Linked DNA regions of Homo sapiens: region 1 is linked to region 2. Evidence: chromatin loops called from intact Hi-C (ENCODE). Cell type or tissue: K562. All regions are shown on one strand. Links, peaks and the distances in the headings refer to the core of each region. The heading gives the core; the rest is flanking DNA. Region 1 has its middle 8.4 kb from the start of PSD2. Region 2 holds the start of SLC4A9 (solute carrier family 4 member 9).

Region 1 (8,326 bases), core at 185-8,184, 570 kb after region 2:
TAGCTGTGGGTTTTTCATAAATGCCCTTTATCATGTTGAGTTCATTCCCTTCTATTCCTAGTTTGTTGAGTGGGTTTCTTTTTGTTTTTGGTTTTGTTTTGTTTTGTTTTTTGTTTTTCTTTTAGAGACAGGAATACCCAGGCTGGAGTGCAGTGGCATGATCTCAGATCAGTGCAGCCTTGACTTCCCAGGCTCAAGCGATCCTCCCATCTCAGCCTCCCCAGTAGCTAGGACTACAGGCATGCACCACTATACCCAGCTAATTTTTATATTTTTTGTAGAGATGGAGTTTCGCCATGTTGCCCAGGCTGGTCTTGACTTCCTGGGCTCAAGTGATCCTCCTGCCTTGGCTTCCCAAAGTGCTAGGATTACAGGTGTGAGCCACTGTGCAGAGTGCCTTTTTCTTTACAGCAAGGTATCCACCTTCTGTTTGCCTGTGTAGCCAGGTCCACCTGGAATGGCCACCATTTTCTTTTCTTTTTTTATTTTTTTGAGATGAAGTTTCACTTTTGTTGCCCAGGCTGTAGTGCAATGGTGCAATCTCGGTTCACTGCACCCCCCACCTCCTGGGTTCAAGCGATTTTCCTGCTTCGGTCTCCCGAGTAGCTGGGATTATAGGCGCTCCCCCCCACCCAACCACCACACCCAGCTAATTTTTTGTATTTTTAGTAGAGACAGGGTTTCATCATGTTGGCCAGGCTGGTCTTGAACAACTGACCTCAGGACACCCACCTCAGCCTCCCAAAGAGCTGGGATTACAAGCATGAACCACAGCACCCGGCCATGGCCACCATTTTCTAAAGTTTGTACATGGTGCTAGACTGTGGCCTAGTCCTCAGTGACTGCCACAATGCTAAATCCAAAAGTCCATTCACAGGCCTGGTCTTAGCTTCCTGACAGCATCTGACACCGTTCATCCCCGCTTCCTCCTTGACATACTTTCTTCCCTTGACTTCCAGGACTCCTCACTGTCATGTTTTTCCTCCTGCCTCTCTGGCTGCACCTTCTCATCTTCCTTTGCTAGTTTCTCCGCCCCTCTCTGACCTCCAATGCCAGAGCTCCCAGGGCTCAGTCCTCGGTCTTCTCCATCTCACTCTTTCCCATGATGACCCCAGCCCAGCTTCAAAGCCCAGCTAAACCCTGAAGCTTCTCGGTGTGTGATTCTCCAACCTGGACCTTTCCACCTGAGGTCAGACCCCAACACCCAAGTGCTGACCTGAAGTTGCCACTAGGATATCCAAAGAGCAGTTCCATCTTAACCCAACCCACACTGACCTCCTCTTCCTCTTTGCCGTAAACATCACGACCACAAGGCCAGCCTGGTCTCGAATTCCTGGGCTCAAGTGATCCTCCTGCCACAGCCTCCCAAAGTGCTGGGATTACAGGCGCGAGCTCCCGTGCCCAGACTCAAACCAAGTCTTTACGCAGGCCACAAAATCCCATAAGATCTGGCCCCCACCACTCCTCTGACCTCATTCTCCTGCAGACACACCGGTCCCCTCCCTGTTCCTCCAAAGCACCAGGGACACTCCCACCTCAGCGCCCGCCCGGCCCCGTGCTGCTCTCTGCCTAAAACACTCCTCCCCCAGGTATCCGCACCGCCCACCCCTCACTTCCTTCAGCGCTCTCTTCCAATGTCACCTTTTCTGACCACTCTACTAAAATTCTACCCCCTCCTTCATCCACATCTCCCATTTCCCCGCCTTCTTTTCCTCCATAACACATATGTATATACCATATGCTTGTCCTTTCTGGGAATGGTCTGTGTCCCCACCACCGCTGCCATCACTAGGCCATAGGCTCCATGAGGGTAAGAATTTTCCTCTCTCCCTTGTAGATTCCCAGGGGGCTGGAACAGTGCCTGGCACCCAGTGGGCATTTACTGAAGCACTCATATAATGAGTGCCCACTATTCCTAGTTTGTTGAGTGAGTTTCTTTTTGTTTTTGTTTTGTTTTGTTTTTTGTTTTTCTTTTAGAGACAGGAATACCCAGGCTGGAATGCAGGGGCATGATCTCGGCTCACTACAGCCTTGACCTCCCAGGCTCTAGCGATCCTTCCTTAATAAAGGAAGAAGTCAGCTGTAAATATTAGAAGGGCTTCGAAACACACAAACAAACAAAACCTGGTGTGTGACTGCAGCTGGCTGGTGGGTAGGGCTACTTCAGTCAGGTGTTCAGCGAAGGCCTCTCTGAGGAGGTGCCCCCAGGCCGGGCAGGTCTGCCTCTATCACAGCACATGTCATACTGTGTCGTGACTGTCTGGACTGGACACTCCATGAGCGCAAGGACCCTGCACACTCCCTCTCAGTCCCCAGCTCCTCCCTGAGCCCAGGGCCTGGATGAAGTTGGTATCCAAAGAGTGATGAACCGAAGAATGAATGAAAGAGTGAGTGGCCAGGGACAAACGCATGCCTGGGCCGCAACCCTGACAGGCCCACAGTAGGGAAACCGTGCAGTCAGGAGCCGGGGCAGGGAGCCACGGAGGCCTGGGGAAGATCCCTGGAGCCCCCGGTCTGGTCTGCAAACGAGGACAACGTGACCCACCACTCCCATGTTAGCCAGGAGGGAGCGTGGGGAGGACTCACACTCTTTGCTCACTGGACAGCCCTGGCTGTGGGGGCCAGCAAGGCTGAGGTAAGGGGCCAGTCACCTGGAGGAGAGCAAGGCCACGGGCTGGAGAAAGGGAGACTGCCCAAGCTCTACGACCTGCCTGTGCAATCCCTCCCCCAGCGACGAGGCCCGGCCAGCATGGGGCCAGGGCTGGTGGACAAAGCCCCACAGGAGTGCCAGGGACTTGCAGTGCCGAGAGCCAGCCGGCAGCCGGCCGCCGGCCCAGGGCCCCGGCAGAGCCTGGCCCAGAACGGCATCTAAGGGCCTTTGTGGGCCTCCGGGAGCCTGTCCAGGAGAGTCCCGGGAACTGGCCGGGGTGGTATGGGGTGGGCAGCCCGCGCTTCCGGAGGTCCAGCTGGCCGTCCAGGCCTGGGTTGATGGGGGTTAGGGGGAGAAGCCCCTTGTGCCCCCCCCAGTCTCTACCCTAGTGGAGGTCACCCCACCCTGTCCCAGGAATTCGCAGCTGCTAGAATTAGAGTGGCCAGTCCGTGCCATCACCCGCACTGAGGCCCAGGGAGCGGGGCGCGCGGCGCGGTTAGGGTTGAGTTCGGGTTGAAACTGACCCTCCCCTTAACCCACGCGCTCCTCCAAGAAGCTGGGCGGGGAGAGGAGGGCAAGACTTTTTCCAAAATGAAGGGACACGGGACATGTCGAGTCCTGCCCAGGGAGGAGCGGCCAAGCCGGGAAGGTTCCCGCAGGGGGAGCTCGGGCTGGGGGAGCCGGGCCAGGCCTGGGCACGGGTTCGGGGGGGGGCGCGGGGGGGGCGGGCTCTCCGCCTCCCTCTGCTGGCCAGACGCAGAATTTCCAGACTCCCCGCGTCCCAGTGCCCAGCACTGCGCGGAGTCTTCCGCGAAGCGCAGCCCCGCTCGCCCGCACTCTGAAAGGAAGCGAATACAGGTCATATGGGTCATCCTCCTACCGCAGCACCAGGCCCAGCGGCGCCCCGAGTTCAGCCGCAGGCACTCAAAAATCAGCCTGCGCGTCGGGATCCCGCCCGTTCTCAAAGTCTCCTATCCGCTCCAACCCGGGTATTTCCTCAACTTTGCCCAGGCTGTCTCCGAAGGCCGTGCCGTTACACAACACGGATGGAAAACAGGCTCCCCAACTATCCCATGGTGACCCAGACCCCCTCTTCCTTGTGCCAGAGACCACAGAGAATTGAGAGGAGTTCACGCACGGGTCCCCGTGCAGCGGGAAAGATCGCGGGTCTAACTGGCCGAGATTCAACAGGCCGCCCAGCCCAGCCCCTCCCGGCCCTGGGAAGGCCAGCGACGGGGGCTCTTTTGGGGTCGGGGCGCCACCTGCTGGTGTTTTTGGAAACTGCACCCGCGGCACCAGGCGGACTCCTTAGCTGGGAGAGAACACCAACAAACGCTGGTTGTGGCAGCTGACTGCTGCTGAGAGTGTTCTGTGAGCCAGGCTCATGCTGAGTTCTTGCCACGCATGACCTCATTTCACCCTTACAGCACTCCTATGAAGTGGACATGATTGCCATTTTACCTATGAGGACACGAGCTCAGAAAGTTCAGTGACTTACCCCAGAGCACCCCTAGTAAGTGGCAGAGCCCAGGCCCCCCTTCGTCTGTGCTGGAACTGGGCTTTCTGTTGCACTGGGGCGTGGGGGTGGAGTGGAGGGGCAGAATCCATCTCAGCTTAGCCTGCAGCTCAGGCATGGTAGGAGCCCTTGGTCTTGTTTGCCCCGTTCATGCCCATGACCTTCTCCGCTGACAGCTTGAGAGCGCTTCTAGGACAAGGCCAAGGCAATCTGTTTTCATGCCACCTCCATCTAGCACTGCTAAGTGAGTGCCCTCCATGTGCTCAGCCTCTCTCACTTGGGAAGACCACTGGGGCCACACATCCCACACACCCCCCAGGCCCCAACCCGTCCCTCCTCACTCCCCGGTTCGGATGCTCGTGGAGGTGTACTGTAAGTGGTTGTGCGAGTGACAGAATCCCAACTCAAACTGATCAGTGAAAAGGGGTTTCTCTAAATGGAAAGTCAAGTTTAGGAGTAGGTCAGGCAGTACAGAAGAGGCTTTCAAATGTGATCTTTCTCCACATCTGTAGCCCAGTGCTCTTCTGCACTGCCTTCATTTCCAGGCAGGCTCTTCCAAAAACGCGTCAAGTTGGCTAAGGCAGGTCTGAGCTTACGTCCAGCTTTGAGGGAAGAAGCCGTCCCCATTCCAACAGTGCAGTACAAGCAGAAGTCTCAGGACTCAGTCTCATCGGCCCAGCCTGGGCAACATGGTGAAATGTGAAATGCTCCCAGCCCTGAACCAATCACTGAGTCACCAAGAGTCACTGCCCCTTTGAAGTGAAGCCTGGAGTCAGCCGCAGGTGATCCACCACATGGACTGACTGATGGTGGGTGGGGATTTGTCCCAAAGGAAAATGGGGGAATGTTTCAGGAGAATGGGGACAGCTGCTGCACAGCAAACAGCTCTAATGTCCATGACACCTGGGCATACCAGAAAGCCACCTTTTCTTGACCCTAACTCATTTTAAAAATGTATTTATTTATCTATTTATTTATTTTTAATAAAGCGAAGCAGGGTCTTGCTCTGTCCCCCAGGCTGGAGTGCAGTGGCAGCGATCTTTGTTCGCTCCGGTCTCAACCTCCTGGGCTCAGGTGATCCCCCCACCTCTCTGCCTCCTGTGTAGCTGGAACTACAGGCACCCGCCACCACACCTGGCTAATTTTTGAATTTTTTGTAGAGACAGGGTTTCACTATGTTGCTCAGGCCGATCTCAAACTCCTGGGCTCAAGAGATCCTCCTGCCTCAGCCTCCAAAAGAGCTGGGACGACAGGTGTGAGCCACAGCGCCCAGGCTATTTATTTATTTTGAGACAGGGTCTCACTCTGTCACCCAGGCTACAGTGCAGTGGTGTGATCACAGCTCACTGTAACCTCAAACTCCTGGGTTCAAGGGATCCTCCTGCCTCAGCCTCTCAAGTAGCTGGGACCGCGGGTGTATGCCACCACTCCTGGCTAATTTTTAAATTTTTTGTAGAGACAAGGTCTCCCTGCATTGCCCAGGCTGGTCTCAAACTTCTGACCTCAAGCGATCTTCCCACCTCAGCCTTCCAGAGTGCTGGGATTATAGGCGCGAGCCACTGCACCCAGCATCTAACCCATTTTTAGATTGGAGACCCCTTCCCACATTATCATACTTCCTTCCTTCACTGATTCATTCAACAAATATATATTGAGTCCCTACATGTACCAAGCACTATTCTAGGTGAGCCATATCAGTAAACAAAAAAACACAAAAATCCTTGCCCTCCTGAATCATGCTTCCAATGGAGGTGGGAGGAGAGAAGAAACAAACATAATAAGTAAGTGAAGTATATAATATTATAGACAGTGACGAGCATCACAGGGAAAACAGGCCATCAGGAAGGCAATGAGGGCCGGGCACGGTGGCCCACACCTGTAATCCCAGCACTTTGGGATGCCAAGGCAGGCAGATTGCCTGAGGTCAGAAGTTCAAGACCAGCCTGGCCAACATAGTGACACCCCATCTCTATTAAAAATACAAAAATTAGCCAGGCATGGTGGTGCATGCCTATAGTCCCAGCTCCTAGGGAGGCTGAGGCAGGAGGATTGCTTAAACCCAGGAGGCAGAGGTTGCAGTAAGCCGAGATAGCACCACTGCACTCCAGCCTGGGCAACAGAGCAGACCCTGAAAAAAAAAAAAGGAAGGAAGGGAGGGAAGAAGGGAGAAGAGGAAAGGAGAGGAGAGGAGAGGAGAAGAGAAGACAAAGAAAGGGGATGAGAAGGGTAGACAGAGTGAGAGGTGTTCCAACTTTAAATAGAGTATTATCAGTGGGCACTTTGAAAGGATGAAGTTGAACAAAAGACAAGAAAGAGGTAGGCTGGGCGAGGTGGCTCACGCCTGTAATCCCAGCACTTTGGGAGACTGAAGTGAGCAGATCACCTGAGGTCAGGAGTTTGAGACCAGCCTGGCCAACATGCTAAAACCCTGTCTCTACTAAAAATACAAAAAAAAATTAGCCAGGCGTGGTGGTGCACACCTGTTATCCCAGCTACTCAGGAGGCTGAGACAGGAAAATCATTTGAACCCAGGAGGCGGAGGTTGCAGTGAGCCAGATCATGCCATTGCACTGCAGCCTGGGCAACAGAGCAAGACTCCGTCTCAAAAAAAAAAGGGGGGGAATTTGTCATGTAGACATATGGCAGGAGAGATTTCCAGGAAGGAAGAAAAGCCAGTGCAAAGGCCCTGGGGTGGGAATATGCTGGGCATGTTCATGGACCAGCAAGGAGCAAAGGGAACAGGGAAGGATGTGGGAGGTGAGAGCAGGGAGGCAGCAGGGGCCAGATGATGGAGGGCGTTGTAGGCCATGATGAGGACTTTGGCTTTGACTCTAAGTGACATCAGGAGCCACCAAAGTTTTGGGCCAGAGAATTGATTTGATCTGACTTATATTTTTAAAGGCTCCCTCTGGCTGCTGTGTTAGAGATAGATTGGAGACATCAGAGCCAAACCCAGTTAGGAGGCCATCGAGATGTCAATTAGTGATCTAAGCAGAGATGTCAGAGTGGCAGACAGAAAAGTCTGGGTGGAGATACACATTGGGGATGAGTGGGTGAGGTCACCACAGGAGTCGGGGAGGGCCGTGTCACAGGACCAAGAATGGACCCCTGAGGCCCTCCCACATTAAGAGCTGGGGGAGGCCAGCGCAATGGCTCACACCTGTAATCCCACCACTTTGGGAGGCAGAGGCGGGTGGATCGCTTGAGGTCAGGAGTTCAAGACCAGCCTGGGCAACATGGCAAAACCCCTCTCTGCAAAAAATACAAAAATTAGCCAGTGTGGTGGTGCGTGCCTGTAGTTCCAGCTACTTGGGAGGCTAGGGTGGGAGGATCACTTGAACCCAGGAGGTTGCTGCAGTGAGCCGAGATCATGCCACTGCACTCCAGCATGGGCGACAGAACAAGACCCTGTCTAAAAAAAAAAAAAAAAAAAAGAGCTAGCAGAAGGAGAAAGGGGAAAGGGGAGAAACAAGAAGAGGGACTGAGAAAAAGCATCTGTGCAGAGAGGCAGAGGAAAAGAAAGAAATCCTGTAAGCCAAACAAAGAGACAATATCGAGGAGAAATGAGACTGAGTGAGTCAGAAGCTGCCGATGAAATCAAGTGAAACAAGAGCTGAAAATCTCCCTTGGCTTTAGCAGCATGGAGGCCACTGGGGACCTTGACAAGAGCCGTTTTCGTGGAAAAGACTGGGGAGAACCCAACAGCAGGGTTATGAAATAACAGTTAACAAGCAGCCTGGGCAACACAGCAAGACCCTGTCTACAATTCATAAACTTCAGAGCAGCACTACTCATGACGGCCAAGAGGTGGAAACAACCTGGTGTCCATCGACAGGTGAATGGATTAACAATATGTGCTACATCCATACAATGGAACATCAGCCTTAAAAAGACAGGAAGCACTGACACCTGCTACAATATGGACGCATCTGTTGTGAGACAGGGTCTTGTTCTGTCATCCAGGCTGGAGTCCAGTGGTGCAATCATAGCTCATTGTAGCCTTCAACTTCTGGGCTCAAGCGATCCTTCTGCCTCAGCCTCGCAAGTGGCTGAGACCACAGGTACGCACCACCCTGCCCAGCTAATTTTTTTTATTTTTATTTTTGTAGAGACGAGGGTCTTACTATGTTGACCAAGCTGACCTTGAACTCCTGGGCTCA
Region 2 (8,290 bases), core at 1-8,000:
GGATAATTGTGGTACTATTTACAGGGTGGTTGTGAAGATCAAATGAGATACTGTGAAGATCAAATGGTAGGCCTAGTGCCTACCAAGTACATGTCTTCACAGAACTCTCTTACGATTCTAGCCCCCTGAATCTTCTCCCCACAACATTACCACCAGTTTCCTCTTGCTCATGAGTCCTGGGTTGGAGCCTGAACTAAGCCTGGGCTACTTCTAGCCCTGGAAGGTGCAGGGGAGATCTGAGACCCTGCCACACCAGGGTCTTGGTCCTGGGCCCAGGGAGGGGCTCTCACCCCAGCAGGGCCTGGTGCCTGTGGTCTGGTTGTAATGCTGGGGTCTCTGCAGCAGCAAGGCCTGCAACTGCCCTCTCAGCTCTGGGCTCAGCGACTCCACCCTGGTCACCTGCTCTGGAGAATGGATTGGGGGTCATCTCCTTCCTGAGAGTTCCCTGCCGCACACTCTTCCCCTTCTCCCTCTGCCCAGACACCTTTCCCTTCTGGGAGTCTCAGAATGCCAGGGCCAATGAACTTGCTCCTCCACCCTGCTTTTCCATGTCCACCCTGTGACAAGGGTAGACAATCCTAGGAGGGGTAGGGATGGGCTCTGGAAGATTTCAAGACTTTGGAGGGGAAATCCTGGGGAAAAGGCATGGCTACCCAGGCCCTTCCTGCAAAGGATCCCAGCCTACCCACGAGCTCCAGGAGGCTCTGAGCTGGGCAGTCCAGCAGTACAAGGCCCTCGGCCAGCAGGCTGCGGAGCTTCTGGAGGCTGGGCAGTGCCAGGGTGGGCACGTGGGGGGCACTCCACCGGCCTGCAGCCACCTCCAACTTCTCCTCAAACAGTACCCACCTGTGATGAAGGTGGGTAGACAGTGTTATTGAGGGCATTTCTCCCATGTCCAGGAGCAGAGATGCAGAGGAGCTAGGGAAGGCAAGGCAATGAGGGCATCCTGGGCCCAGTGGTGTGAAGTCTCCCCCCCACCCTGGCAGTCACCCCTCATCTAGGGTCTTGGGGATCTCAAAACTAGACTGCAGAGGAGGCTGGGCATCATGGAAGGTAAGACCCTGAAATAAGGGAACACAGCTGGGAAAATCCTAATTTTGGGCAGCCCCATAAGAAGCGCTGGGGGACATATAGGAGGCTCCAGCTGGGGAAGGGGAAGGATCCCACAGAACTGGCCTGCATCCAACTTACCTGCCTGTCTCTCTCCACTCCAGCGCCTGGGGCCAGCCCAGCAGCTCATTCAGCTGAATGAAGAGCAGAGGGTCTTTGGGTACTCCCAGTTCCTTGCTCTCTGTGTCTGAGGGGCCATCAGGGCTGGGGCCGGTGCCAGGGTCAGGGTTGCTGTCCAGCTCCCCTGAAGGAATATTTCTAGGAGCACTGGAGGCTTCAAACCCTTCCTGGCCTGGCAGCTTCATTTCCATGAGGCTTGCACAGAATCTCAGAACCAGTACAGTCCTAGGTTCTGAAGCCAGGGGCCCTCTGGCTGGTTGCATTTATAATGCATCCCCCACTGCAGCACAACACAAACAGAACAAGGCCTGCTGACTCCAGACTCTACCGGTCACCTACTCCCCTACTTGCTTACCCCACCCCCTGCTGGCATAAGAGTATTTGTAAGACTAGTCTGGCCTTTCCCAGGCTCTCCAGAAATGCCCAACCTGGGGCCAAAATGTGTATGTGCATTTCCTGTGGTATCAGGTCTGATCCCACTGTGTTTTGTGTAAAGAAACAGGAGTAAATGATTGGCTTGGGTCTGAGGACTTGGTACCCCCAGATTTTGCTGCCCCCCTCACTTGTATCAAATATAAATACCAAACACCCAGGACTGTTTTGGGTGTCACCAACACACCCCTGGGGCCACAGACACACCTATTTGGACAAACAGGGACCTAATAAATAATTGAGTCCATGGAAGCCAGACAGGGTAAGGGAGATAGCAGGCAGAGGACCTGCCCATTAAATGGGATAATGGTGGAAGACCTAGTGTCTGAGTCTTAAATTCTTTTCTTTTCTTTTTTTTTGAGACAGGGTCTCACTCTCTCACCCAGTCTGGAGTGTAGTGGCACAGTTATAGCTCACTGCACCTTTGACCTCCTAGCTCAAGTGATCCTCCCACCTCAGCCTCCAAGGTAGTTGGGACTACAGGTGCACGCCACCATGCCCAGCTAAGTCTTTTATTTTATTTTATTTTATTTTTGAGACGGAGTCTCGCTCTGTCGCCCAGGCTGGAGTGCAGTGGTGTGATCTCAGCTCACTGCAACCTTCACCTCTTGGGTTCAAGTGATTCTCCTGCCTCAGCCTCCCAAGTAGCTGAGATTACAGACATGTGCCACCAGGCCTGGCTGATTTTTATATTTTTAGTAGAGACAGGGTTTCACCATGTTGGCCAGGCTGGTCTCAAAAACTCCTGACCTCAGGTGATCCATCCGCCTCAGCCTCCCAAAGTGCTAGGATTACAAGCGTAAGCCACTGTGCCTGGCTGCCCAGCTAACGAGTCTTAAATTCTTTTGTCCAACAACACTTAGGAATTCCCTAATTTAGCTGTGTCCCTGGGATCTGCCCTGTGAGGATGGAGGAGCCCACTAGGGGGTGTAAGTGAAGGAGTTCCTGGAGCTAAATGAGCAAAGGAAAATGTGGTCCATTATTTGCAAATCCTGTTGACTCTATCTTCAAAATATACCCATAATCCAACCACATCTCCCCACCTCCAGCACTGCTACCCTGATTCAAACAACCATCATTTCTCACCTGAATTATTTCAGTAGCTTCCTGGTCTCTTGTAATAACCCCCCTGCTTCCACTCTTCCTCCCTTGCCCAAAGTCCATCCTCCACACCATACATGTCCTTTCAAAAGGCAGTTGAGCCACATTACTCTTCGGTTCAATACTCACCCAACACACTCCCATTACTCCTAGAAGAAGAAGAAAAAAAAATCAAGCTCCTTGTCGTGGCCTGCAAGATTCACACCCTGGCCCCAACCCACCTCTCTGACGGCATCTCACACCAGCCTCCCCTCGCTCACTCCTTTCTAACCACACTGGCCTTCACCTGTTCTGCAAAACCTGTTCCTGCCTGAGGATCTTTGCAGGATCTATTTTCTCTGTAAGGAAAGCCTTTCCCCCATATCCTTACATGACAATCTGTGACCTAGGTCTCATCTCAGACGTTAGCTACTCACGGAAATCTTCCTTTTCCATCCTATCCTAAGTTTCTTTCTTTTTTTTTTTTTTTTTTTTTTTTGAGACGGAGTCTCGCTCTGTTGCCCAGGCTGGAGTGCAGTGGCATGATCTCGGCTTACTGCAAGCTCCGCCTCCCGTGTTCACGCCATTCTCCTGCCTCAGCCTCCAGAGTAGCTGGGACTACAGGCGCCCGCCACCACGTCCGGCTAATTTCTTTCTTTTTTTTTTTTTTTTTTTTGTATTGGTAGAGACGGAGTTTCACCGTGTTAGCCAGTATGGTCTCGATCTCCTGAACTCGTGATCCACCCGCCTCGGCCTTCCAAAGTGCAGGGATTACAGGCGTGAGCACCGCGCCCGGCCCATCCTACCCTAAGTTTCTCTCTTGGGTCACTCTCCATCACATTTCTCTGTTTTATTTTCTTCCTAGCAGTTACCACTACTAGTAACTGCCTCATTTATGTATTTGTTTATCATTTATTGCCTGACTGTCCACGCACGCACACGCTGAAATGCACAGTCCGTGGAGCAGGTATCTGTCTTGGCCGCGGCGCCTAGAGCGGCGCCTGGCACGTAGTGGCTCTCAATAAATACTTGTTCAATGAGAGCATACAAAGGACCGGGCTGAGAAAAGAGCCGCGCTTCTCCTGGAGGCCACACGAGGGCACTGCTCCCCTCAGACCGGATTGCTAGGGCCGCTCCCTTAGGCCCAGTGGCTGCAGACCTGCCGGGGCGCAGAGATGGAGATGCCCAGATGGCAGGGAGAGATCCTAAACCCTCAGCCTTGCCCTGGCCCACCGCGGAATGGCCCGGAGAGATGGGGGGTTGGGGAAGAACAACAGGATGGGGAAGGGAGGGCCAATCAGGCTCATCTGAATGTAGGTCAGCCACACCCCACATATTGAATACCAAGAATCCATCCCCTGAGAAAGGGCACCCAGGCCGGCCCTACCCCCAGCCTCGCGTCTGGTCCAAGGAGGTCCCAGGGCAGGAATTAGAAGAGCATGTCACTATATTTCCAGTTGGGGAGGGGTGCTGAGTCTGAGTGAGGAGGTGGTTTCAGTGCCAGGAGGAATAGAAACTGGCCTGCGGACTGAATGGGCCTTGAACCCCTGTGACCACTCCCTTCAAGAATGTGCCCCAACCTTACGGACAAGTGACTCAAAGGAGCCTGAGGGGGATGGGAGCAAGGATTTGGCGTGAGTACCTCCCCCACATGCACATACATACATGTTCCCTTCCCACCCAACTCCTGCCAAAGTTCAGAGTGTCTATCCTTGCCCTTTCTGTGGCCCCAACTACCCTGGCTCACAGTGCTGCCTGGAATAGGGGGCCACCATGCCTCCACCCTCCCCAGGTCTCACTTCCACCTCTGGGCCTGAGTGCCCTGGGCTGGGTAGGCTGGTGAGGGTTGGCCTGTGGGCACCAGTGGTCTCCCAGACAAGGCCCAGGGAAGATGTGCTGTGTGGGTGAGCAGCCCTGTGTGTGGGCGCTGGAAAAAACCCTGACCTAGGAGTTCAAAGACTGGGTTCTCATCCTGGCTTAGTCACAGACTTATTGGATGTCTTTGAGTAAGACCCTTCCCTTCTCCAAGGCTCCATTTTCTTACATGTAAGTGGAGACAGTTGGGGTAGATTATTTCCAAGGTTCAAATCATACTTTCATGCAGTACACTGGACCTTAAGTGAGAGGAAGTGGCCTCAGGAATAGGATGCTTGGCTTGCTCACTTTCGGCAAGTGGAGAAGAGGTTTATCTTTGCTGAATCTAAATTTTCCTTCTTTCTTTCTTCCTTTCTTTTTTTGACACAGGGTCTTACTCTGCCATCCAGGCTGGAGTGCAGTAGCAATCATAGCTCACTGCAACCTCAAACTCCTGGGCTCAAGTGACCCTCCTGCCTCAGCCTCCTAAGTAGCTGGGACTACAGGCACGTGCCACCAAGTCTGGCTAACTTTTAAATATTTTGTAGAGAGGGGCTCATATGTTGCCCAGGCTGGTCTCGAACTCCTGGGTGCAAGCCAATGGCTTCCCATAGTGCTAGGATTACAGGCATGAGCCTCCACACCCAGCCCCTTACAAGGTTTTTAACACTTTAAAAAAACAAAACAAAAAAATCTTATTGGCTGGGCACGGTGGCTCACACCTGTAATCCCAGCACTTCGGGAGGCTGATGCGGATGGATCACTTGAGCTCAGGAGGTCGAGACCACCCTGAGCAACATGGCAAAACCCCATCTCTACAAAAAATACAGAAAACTAGCAGGGCATGGTGGCACACGCATGTGCTGCTAGCTACTCAGGAGGTTGTGGTGGGAGGATCGCTTGAGCCCGAGAGAGGTTGCGGCTGCAGTGAGCCCAGATCGTGCCACTGTACTCCAGTCTGGGCAACAGAGCGAGACCCTGTCTCAAAACAAAACAAAACAAAAACAAACTTATTGTTTCACTCATTAAAAAATAAATATATAAATAAACATAAATTAAAATATTTATTAATGTGAGTCTAATTATAGATTCACAAGAAATTGCAAATCTCCAGCTTTCATCCAGCTTCGTCTGGTGGTAACTTCTTTCATGACAGTAGTACAATATCAAAACCAGAAAAATGACATAGGTACTATATTGTTAAATAGACTGCAGGCCTTAATCAGATTTCACCAATTTCCATATGCACTCATGTGTGTATGTGTGTAGCTTTATGCAATTTTATCACATTTATAGGTTTACTTACAACGAGCTGGGCAAATTGTGCAATTTCCTTAAGCCCAATTTATAAAACTAGGGTGTAAATACTAACTTCCTCAGAGGAGTGTTGTGAGAATTAGAGATAACGTGTATAAAGTGTGTAGAGGCCGGGCACGGTGGTTCACGCCTGTAATCCCAGCACTTTGGGAGGCAGAAGCGGTGGATCACCTGAGGTCAGGAGTTTGAGACCAGCCTAGCCAACATGGTGAAACCCCGTCTCTACTAAAAATACAAAAACTAGCTGGGCCTAGTGGCACATGCCTGTAGTCTCAGCTAGGCAGGAGAATCACTTGAACCCGAGAGGTGGAGGTTGCAGTGAGCCGAGATCATGTCACTGCACTCCAGCCTAGGCAACAAGAGTGAGACTCAAAAACAAAACAAAACAAACAAACAAACAAAAAAAGTGCTTAGAGCAATGCCTAAAATATAGTAAGCACTCAATACATTTAAGTTTTCTTTTCTTTTTTTTTTTTTTTTTTTTTTGGAGACTGGGTCTTGCTTTGTTGCCCAGGCTAGGGTACAGTGGTGCAAACATAGCTCACTGCAGTCTCTACCACTTGGGCTCAAGAGCTCTTTCCACCTCAGCATCCCAAAGTGCTAGGATTACAAGTGTGAGCCACCACACCCAGTGGCTTTCTTAAGAAGAAGCATGTTTTGAAAAGTGACTTAAAATACACAAATATTTCATGTTTGTTACAGAAGAAAAAAACAGAAAATGCCCATAGGAGAAAAATGCTTACAAAACATAAATTTTTTCATCATACCCTTACCCAAAAATGACCACTGTTAATAATTTTACTCACACCCAAAATTTGAAGTAGACTTCATTATCCCCATTTTACTAGTAAGAACACTGAGCCTCAGAAACATTAAGCAGTTTGCCATGGTCCCTGAGCCTGTGAGCCAGGAGCCGAGGTTTAATGCACACTCTTGCCTGGAGGAGCTCACCGCTGGGGGAAGCAAACAAGAGCATGAGAATTACCAATCCAAGGTAGACTAGGATGCCCAGCTGCTGCCAGGTACTGAGCACTTGCTGTGTTCTAGGTGCTGCCTTGGCACTGCACAGATTATCTCAGTGAGATAATCCTAATAGTGAAGCCCTCTGAGGTAGGTATCATTCCTACTTCTGAATGAGGAAACAGGCTCAGAGAGGTACCCTGCCCAAAGCAGAGCTAGGAGCGAGTACACCCAGGGTTCAAAACGGCATCAGTCTGATGCCTCAGCCTGAGCTTCAGAGCCTCTGCTCTGAGGGATGCAGACAGCGTGCTACAGGAGTGTGTGTTGTGTGGAAGGAGTCTCTCCACTTGTAGCTTTGGACTTCTGTGACCCCAGAGCTAGGGTGCCCTTCCTTGACCCACTCTTAACCCAGGCCACCAAGATCCAACCAAGACTTGGAGTGGGCTCTGATAGCTGGAATCTGCTTCGACTCCTCACAGTGCCCACACTCCTTCACAAAGGTGAAGACCGTTGAGGGGAAAGAGGATGAGGTGTCAGAGACATCTAGTCTGCAGGATGAGACCACCTGAGCCCACCATCAACTGCTCTGACTCAGGCTTTCCAGGCCCCTCCAACCTAGACTTCCCGACTCAGAAAGTACTAGGAAGGAGACTGCAGGTGCATGATATTTGAGTTTCACCTTCATTATTTATGCTCCTCCTACTTCCAGAAAAGATTTAAAGGCGGCTTACAATAAAAGACATAGATAACAAGTAAATATTTAAAGAATGGGCTGAGTGAGGTGGCTCATGCCTATAATTCCAGCACTTTGTGGGGCCAAGGCAGGAGAATCACTTGTGGCCAGGAGTTTGAGACCAGCCTGGGCAACATAGCCGGACCCCGCCTCTACCGAAAAAAAAAATTTTTTTTTAATTAGGCATGGTGGCATGTGCCTGTAGTCCCCAGCTACTCAGGAGGCTGAGGCAAGAGAGTTGCTTGAGCCCAGGAGTTCAAGGCTGCAATGAACTGTCATCACACCACTGTACTCCAGCCTAGGCAATGGAGTGAAACCCCAACTCTGAAATAAAATGAAAATAAAGAATGACTAGAGAGCCCCATAATTAAATCAAATTGGAAGGGAAAGAAATTGTCTGACTGGGCGTGGTGGCTCACACCTGTAATCCCAGCACTTTGGGAGGCCAAGGAAGGAGGATCACTTGAGTTCAGGAGTTGGAGACCAGCCCAGACAACATAGTGATATGTCATCTCTACTAAAAATAAAAAAAAAATTAACTGGGCATGGTGGTGCACCTGTAGTCCCAGCTACTTGGGAAGCTGAGGTGGGATGATCACTTGAGCCTGGGAGGTCAAGGCTGCAGTAGGCTGTGGTCGCACCACTGCGCCCCAGCCTGGGTGACAGAGCAAGATCCTGTCTAAA

Evidence for each region. Peaks named below come from ENCODE experiments on the same cell type or tissue, not always from the same donor. Only the 100,000 strongest peaks of a DNase experiment are listed, where the experiment ranks them.
Region 1: a loop joins it to region 2, with 5 times the contacts of the local background. A loop is called at or near these places in 2 of 110 quality-filtered maps.

What each region holds. Positions count from the first base shown.
Region 1 is chr5:139,783,218-139,791,543 of GRCh38, reverse strand. It overlaps a transcript of PSD2 not described here. Among named protein-coding and RNA genes, the nearest start is that of PSD2, 8.4 kb to the left of the region's middle. RefSeq lists an enhancer at 1,002-1,502 and silencers at 3,287-3,436, 3,817-4,006. In K562, for the core only: CTCF peaks have their summits at 3,420 (motif pointing left) and 3,913 (motif pointing left); DNase peaks (open chromatin) are centred at 3,363 and 3,873; H3K4me3 peaks cover 458 bases; H3K27me3 peaks cover 3,775 bases.
Region 2 is chr5:140,353,368-140,361,657 of GRCh38, reverse strand. SLC4A9 (solute carrier family 4 member 9) reads right to left here and starts at 1,464. Exons shown (of 22, transcript NM_031467.3): 1 at 1,192-1,464; 2 at 686-846; 3 at 291-404. The coding sequence starts at 1,421. In K562, for the core only: CTCF peaks have their summits at 2,586 (motif pointing right) and 3,826 (motif pointing right); DNase peaks (open chromatin) are centred at 2,577 and 3,857; H3K4me3 peaks cover 313 bases.